Linked DNA regions of Homo sapiens: all the other regions are linked to region 1. Evidence: read pairs that join two places in POLR2A ChIA-PET (ENCODE). Cell type or tissue: HepG2. All regions are shown on one strand.

What was found. Peaks named below come from ENCODE experiments on the same cell type or tissue, not always from the same donor. Only the 100,000 strongest peaks of a DNase experiment are listed, where the experiment ranks them.
Region 2: POLR2A ChIA-PET joins it to region 1 with 13 read pairs; 4 of 35 experiments call an interaction of 5 or more read pairs at or near these places.
Region 3: POLR2A ChIA-PET joins it to region 1 with 12 read pairs; 5 of 35 experiments call an interaction of 5 or more read pairs at or near these places.

What each region holds. Positions count from the first base shown.
Region 1 is chr1:162,143,786-162,146,285 of GRCh38, reverse strand. The region is part of intron 1 of NOS1AP (nitric oxide synthase 1 adaptor protein); the gene reads right to left. The region is part of intron 3 of LOC105371475 (a long non-coding RNA gene); the gene reads left to right. Among named protein-coding and RNA genes, the nearest start is that of MIR4654, 12 kb to the left of the region's middle. RefSeq lists enhancers at 1,033-1,327, 717-1,431. In HepG2, no CTCF peak of the experiment used is centred here; DNase peaks (open chromatin) are centred at 695 and 1,225; H3K4me3 peaks cover 850 bases.
Region 2 is chr1:162,195,764-162,198,263 of GRCh38, reverse strand. The region is part of intron 2 of NOS1AP (nitric oxide synthase 1 adaptor protein); the gene reads right to left. Among named protein-coding and RNA genes, the nearest start is that of MIR4654, 40 kb to the right of the region's middle. RefSeq lists an enhancer at 1-221. In HepG2, a CTCF peak has its summit at 518 (motif pointing left); DNase peaks (open chromatin) are centred at 533, 1,133 and 1,673; H3K4me3 peaks cover 1,235 bases.
Region 3 is chr1:162,090,622-162,093,121 of GRCh38, reverse strand. All of the region lies in intron 1 of NOS1AP (nitric oxide synthase 1 adaptor protein), which reads right to left. Among named protein-coding and RNA genes, the nearest start is that of NOS1AP, 22 kb to the right of the region's middle. RefSeq lists enhancers at 539-1,133, 1,134-1,729. In HepG2, a CTCF peak has its summit at 717; a DNase peak (open chromatin) is centred at 1,031; H3K4me3 peaks cover 1,387 bases.

The DNA of each region.
Region 1 (2,500 bases):
AGATTTAGGATTTATGACCAGCCAAGTTAACTATCATTAAGAACAAGAAAACATGCTTCAGAAGAGGCTAGCAGAATCTTCTGCTATGGGTCTGTAAAAGCCCCAGTGACTAGCTAGCGCAGGCAAGGCCGCAGGAAAGGACAGGGCCCCCAGAAATAGGCATAACGTAAAGGTCCCTGCCTCTGCTGCACTCCCAGCTCTCATCTCCTTTCTGAAGCTGCTCAGTTCTACAGCCTCAGCACACAGGATACAACATGTGAGTTTCAGGGGTAACTCCCTTCTTTTACAGAGGACAGTGAGGCCCAAAGCAGTTAGCAGATGGCAGAGAAGGGGCTCAGTCTCCCTCAAGCTCCTGGCTTCTAGTCTAGGACCCCTGCATTCTTCCAAACTCTCTCCCTTGGGGGTCCCAAATGCAGTCTGGTCTCCCTGTCTACCTCCTCATATCCCGCTGGTCTCCTGGTCATACTGTGTCCTCTCTCCAAAACACACAAAAGCATAAAGAAATCTGATACCCTGGTCGTGCCTAGAAACCCCCAGCTGAGATTGCCCATCTGAGTTAGTCCCTGAACCTATCCTCTGTACTGATAGCTTCCAGAAACAGAGAACCAAAGGAGCTTTCCAAAGGACTGTCCAAAGGGAAAGCCCTTCCCTGCCTGCAGAAACTGCTCTTGTGCACAGCTGAGCGTCCTGCTGAGCGGGATTATGAATGTGACCAGGGTGAAAGTTCTCGCCTCATTTAGCATGGAACAAAGCAGCATTAACTGCAGCAGCAGGAGCGGCCCCAGATTCCGGGGCACACACTCAGCCAGTGACCTCCTACTAAATACTCTGGGGGAGGGGAGGAAAAAGAGAAAAGTTGCGTCAGGGTATCCCACTCCCCACTTGTGAGGCTTGCTCGGGGCTCTCCAGGTGCTAGGGTGTAAGGGACGTGGGGATAGGGACTCAAAGCGCCCATGTGGACATTTAGCAGCATCCTTGCTCTCAACTGCAATCAAGAGAGAAGCCTCAGTGCCAACCCCCCCACCCACCCCTCACATACACCAGAAAAGCTTCCAAAATGCTTGAAATGCAGCTGCACACCACGTCTTCATTTATTTGTAGTCTAAGAGGAATGAGGCACTTATATTTCTTCCTCTCTCTCCCAGCCCATCTGAAAAAGGAAGCACTATTTGAAGGCCATCTGATGCAACTGTGTCACTATTGATCAGTAGCTCAGCAGGGGCCGATGAATGTGCCGGAGATCACAGCAGAATCCTTCCTGCTCCTCAACATTAAGGGGCTGGGTGCAAAATGATTGCGATGACTTGTCTTTATGCTAATGCCATGCAATTCTCTAAAAGGGACAGAGGGTAAGACAGAACGATCCAACCAGCGTGCCCATGGGGAGGCTGTGTCTTTCAGTTCTTTTAGTCTCCATTAGCAAAAGCTTAGATGGGTTGGCCTGATTATTTCTATTATGAGGATCTGAGGGGTACAGCAAAGAGGAGAGAAAAAAAGCAGGAAGACAGAGAAACTGTTCTGGCCTTTCAACTATCAGCTCCTGAATAAAAGCTTCAGCTTGGTGATTAAAATCTCTGGCTCGTGTCACAGAGGCAGGTGTGAGGCAGAGGCCGGGCTGTACCCTGGGCCGGCAGCACTTTCTGCCATGCCTACCTGGGATGCTGACTTGGCCAGCAGGTTATTTTCTCCTAGGGAAAAGAAAAGAAAAGAAAAGAAAGTCCAACACATGGTGTGAGGCAAAGGGATACACTAACAAAGGCTGTATGATCATTAAAATCATCACCTGTATCAGGTAAACCAGGAATGGATAGGTGAACAAAGAACACCAGAAAACCAATAAGGAAGTCAGATCCAATGACAGAGTTTAAGTGACCTCGAATGTGATTTGATCTAACCCTTCACTTTATAGAAGGGAAAATCAAGGCTCAGAGAAAGAATGAAAACGTAGCTTGTGAGTGGCAGAATCAGAACCAGTGTAGGACTCCCTACCCTGTACCACCATGCTAATACTTCAGTAGGAAATAAGTAATCAGGATGAACATAAGCCAATGCCCCAGCAAGGGCTGGTTCACTACATTAAACTCAACTTGAGCTAGATGAGGATGCCTGTGTATGGACACCCAAATGGTCAGAAGGTCAAAAACACATCAGTGAAAAATGGTGGGGCACCAAGACTTACAAGGAATGGACGGGGATCCCTATTTGGTTCATCTGAATGACTTTGGGAATGGAATTAAAGGCACATAAATAAAAATGGTGCCATGACACCGAAGGAGGGAAATGGTCATCCAACTACTGGAGAACAGTAAACTGAAGAAATGAGAAGGCTGTCAGATGACAATAGAGAGAGATCCCTTATTCTTCACATGAAGAACGAAAGCACTCAGCTTTGCGCAGCACCAACATCCTACACCTCCTAAATTCTAAGTACTTAAACTCACCAAGCCTCTGTTTCATTCATGAAATGTACCTAGTATCTGTACTACCTACATGTCAGGGT
Region 2 (2,500 bases), 52 kb before region 1:
ATAAGAAGAGCCATCAGAGAAGATTATAGTCCTGACAACTCACTGTGTAATTAAAATGTCATTCTCTCCCTGGCTCCCCTAGCTCCCTCCCAGCCCCTAAACGAGCATCACACCAGCCCACTCTCTCCTACACCCTGTGCCCATCCCTCCCTCATCATGCTCCTAGAACGCCTTCCAGGTCAAACCCTGAGGAGGCAGTACCAGGGCCCTCCTACAGCCAGGCCGGGCCCATGACGCCTCCATGACTCGCCCCATGGCAGGTAGGATGAAGACACACTCTGGGCGAGGCTGGTGGAGCCATCTGCCCTCCTCATACCTCCTTTGCATGTGCTGCAAAGCTCTCTCCCACAGAGCCCTGAACAGCAGGCCAGCGGGGAACACCAGTTAACCTGAGGATAGTGCGGCAGGGCCAAGAGAGTTGGACACTCTCAGTCCTGTAGCCCTGCCGCACACCCTAGAGCCAGGCATCTCTGCTTCCTCACTCAGGAAAATGACATTCTGGACAGTTGGCCCCTGGTGGTGGAAAAGAGCCCAGGCAGAGAAATACAACAGATCAGGTGCGAGGCCTAGCCCCTAAGTGACCCGAGACAAGTCACTTCCTCTCTCCTGAGCCTGAAAAGGGTTGGGTAAAGGAACCCTGAATTGCCTTACTTCCAGACTGTGTTCCAGGCTCTTTCTCCACAGGCTTCCCACTGAAAAGCACTTCACTTGCTTCTTAGAGACTTATTTTTAGGAACAGACTAGGCTCAGTTCACTTGTTCCATTTCACAGAGACTCCGATCTGAAAGCTCCCAGTAAGATCCAGCACGCTAGACAACATAGCAGCCAGTACATCCCGGCTGCCAAGAACCTCTGTTCTATAATCCTGGCTCGGCAGAGCACCATCATGCGTGTGCCCTCCACGGGGCATGAGGAAATTCAAGGGAAAAACACACCATCATGCAATTAAGCATGGCCACACAAAACAAGCCAGATTTTCCCTTTGTTTCCCATTAAGGTTAGTCAAAACAGCACCTTTCAGGCTTGCCCGTGTGTGGTCTTTGCATTGGCCTTCAAACTCTCATTGAAAAGAGACTATTTCTTGATTATTTACTATGCAACACCCAAGACAATGCCATTAGCAGTTAATTATTACTCAACAACATGGACTCTGCCCTCAGAAACGTGTTTGATGCCCTTGCCAGAAAATATCCATGCAGAGCCTTACTGGCTCATCTTCACAATGGAATGGGCGAAGAAAAGGAGAGCCACCGACAAACTCTATTCGAACCACTCCTCGTAATTTCTCATTTAGTTACAGCTGGAAAATGAAATGCTACTGCCTGAACCAGCAGAAGGAATGGGCATGAAAAAGAGAAGAGGGACAAAAACCATAGCGGGGCCTCCAGCCCTACTCTACTCTAGATTCGTTCGCACAATAAATGTTTTACTGACCATCTGCCAAGTGCCAGGCAGTCTGTTCCCCCCAAGCAACCCCTATATCAATCTGTAAAATTTATGATTATTTAAATATTTATAATAGAATACTGCACTGCATTTTTTCAAAGCACTTTGATTTCTATTATAGTCTGCCTTCCACAGTCCATGTGGCAATGGGAAGCTCATCCAGCATCTCTTTCCTGTTTCTGCTTCCCAACGACTCTCCCTTGAGAACTGGTGCCCTTTGGCCCCTACTCATTCCAGCCTCACCCTGCTACTTCACTGCAGCCTGGAGCAGACTGCACATTCCTGAAGGGCATGTTTTATATTTGTGTGCATCCTTCCCAACATTAACAAAGCATCTACTATGTGCTGCACACCACATCTTCTGAAATCCCCGCAACATACGGAGTTCTCTGCTGTACATCTGGCCTCAAAAATGTTAAACGTATGAATCAATAGATTACAGCTTAATACAGAAAGAGCGTGGTATCAACCAAACTAGCAAAGAAATGAAGACAGCATTGGTGAATAAAACCCACTAAATGGTGAGCCCCAATGTCACCATTAGGCATTCCCAATTCCTTTATCGTCATCAAGTATGTTGCCTTCCAACCCAGAAGCAGTTGACAGATTTCCATTTTACCACATTTTCCTCCAAACATGACTGGGGGAAAGGCAAGACCAAGAACTGGTAAGAGAGTGTATAGATACAGAAAACCCAAATCTTAACAAAGCACTGAGGCACTGGTAACTGTTCTTTAACCCCCACATTCACACAACCAACTCTAAAGACTGTGTCCTATCAGCGAAAACCTTTTCATCTCCTTTACCCCTTTGGTCCAATAGTCTAATTTATTTAATCATTTTGACAGTGGCTTACTTTTTATTTAGAGCCAATTATGTACCTGGCCCCAGACCATGACATATAATGGGTAGGGACAATCAACGATATTATGACTTCTCTCCAGAAGCTGACAGTCTGGTTGGAAATATAAAACTCAATCCAAGAACAACAAGGACTTACGGGCTATACATGAAACAAGATTTCATGAACAAGATTAATATGGGCTGGAGTGAT
Region 3 (2,500 bases), 53 kb after region 1:
GGTCTACTGGGAACTGCCTTTCACTACCTAAGGGATGTTACAACATTTAGCCACTAAGACTTAACTTCCCTACCTGTAAATGGAAATAATAAAAACTATCTCAAACAAAGGATCTGAAGATCAAAACAGTAATTAAAGTGTTAGATAAACTGCAAAAGAAAATAGAGGATAGGAGTAAAGGAGGTACAAGATGAGAATAAAAGAAGCAGCCAAACACTTGCCGCTTAAAGGAGCCATTTTTCTCGTATCCCCTCATTTATGGTACTAAAGAAGAATAAGGGCTTGGCCTGGTGAATGCAGGAGGAGTAAATCCTCCTTACCATTTCATCAGGAAGCCTCCCCACACTGCATCTTCTTCTCAGGATCTGTGGCATATAATTTAGTACTCAACAACACACAGTAGGTGAGTTTGTTCATCTTTTCACATGTTAGTCCCATTTCTCCAAACAGATTCATTCACTGCATATACATTGAGCATAAATCATGTACCAGGCAAGGGTATGCAAATTTGAATTACTATCTTCTTGCCCAAAGAAACAAAAAGACCACTGAGAGAGAATAAGCACTGAGATAAATAAAATGTCAATTCATTAAGTCAGTCATAAACTCTTATTCAGTGAATAGCATGGAGCCTTCAGAGAAACACTTTTCTTGGAAATGTCAACAATCACCAGATTTACCACTTGGTGGCATGAAAAGTTCAACAGGACTGACGAAGCCAGGCCTTCTGGTTGTGCTCTTGATTCTGCCACAGGAGAGCTGTGATAGTGCTGATGAAATCCTCCTCTGTTCTCTCCCTCAATTATTCCACACAAACACCAAATTCTGCATGCCTGTATCTTAAGAAAATCCACTAGCTGAAACACTGAACTTCCTAAAACAAAAGAATGAATGAATACCCTTCAATTTACTCTATAAAAGTCCTCTTCGTTTTACAATAGTCTGTTTACTCATTACTCAACAGGGAAGCTGGGGTTTGAGAGACTGGAATGTGGCCTGGGAGAGTTCAGGACAAGCTGCAATGCCAATCCCATCCTTTGTTGGATCCACAGCCTTGAACTAGTCACTTTCATCTCTTTGTACTTCAGTCCCCCTCATCTGCAAAATAACAGAGCTGATTTAGGACCTAATCTCAGAGGTGATCTCTGAGGTCCCTTCCAACTCCAGCACTCCGTGATTCTATATTTGATTCTTCCTGTATATTCTGCAGACCACCCCACCTTGCCCCAGTGAAGTCACATCCCAATTACTTAATGCCCACGTAGTGGTTGACAGATCAATTAGAGCAAACAGCCAGAACACAGCAAGACTGCACAGCACTCCACATGCTCCTGGGCTGTGTAAAGTGCCCTCTCTCTTTGAGGAGTGGGAGGAGGAAACTTGTGATCTCTGTCTTCCCTTAGCTGTTCATCAACATGTTGCTCAAATGTAATTACACATAAGCAGGATTTATTCATTCCTTATCCTATGTTCTCAAATCTTTATATGTTTTGCTGCTCCATGGGGGAAAAATAACTTAAAATCTCAGTCAGCAACTTGCCACACTGTAGTGAAAATTAAAAGCAATATCCCAATTCTGGGAAAATGGTGGCAATATATTTATTGAGTCTTCCACAGTCTCTACAAAAAATAAACAGAGCAACTAAATAGCAAATTTAAAAACTCATGGATGACACTCAACAAAATTTGGTGACAAGTTATCGGAGACAAATCACCAATAGCCAGTATGATATTGATGTCTATGTGGGAACAATCAAAGGGAAGCAATGGGGCATATGATGAACCTGAACCCAAAAGAGCCAATAGGGTAAACTGGAGAACTGCCGCTGAACCTGGAACAACAGGGGACCCACAGGAGGTTCGAAGGGCTGGAGCACTCAAGCCACTAGGAACTCTCAAAACTGATTGCCCAGGACAGGACTCCACACCAAGAGAAACTGCTGGGAACAGAATCAAAATGAAGCAGGACAGGCAACAGAGACAAAGAAAAGAGAAGGCTCAGGTAAAAGAGAGAGATGGAAACAGAACTACCACATTTTTTAAATCTCCATGAAAACAAGAGATTTTTAAATCTCCATTTCTCTGTGCAGTTAGAAATACTACCAAACCAACCCTCCTTTTTAAAATTCAGGAAAACTAAGTTTACATAAAAATTAACAACAGAAAAGTAACAAGGTCAAATCCATAAACATTTCTATAAAAAAAGAGAGAATAAGGAACAAAATAACATCCTTAGAAATATGTGATAGTGAAAGCATGCCAAAAAGACATATTTTTAAATAAGCTAAAAATACTTTAAATTATGCAAGGCATGAAAGAACAACATAAATTAGAATTAGAAAAATTCAGAAATAAAGTGACAAAACTCAAGAAAGCAAAGTAAAAAAAGAAAACTATTTTAGAGATAAAAACTAAACTAGAAGAAATATAAGAAAAAATAAACCTAAAAACTGCCTGAAACTTAGGGAAATTTTTTAATTAAAAAGAAATAATAGGAAAG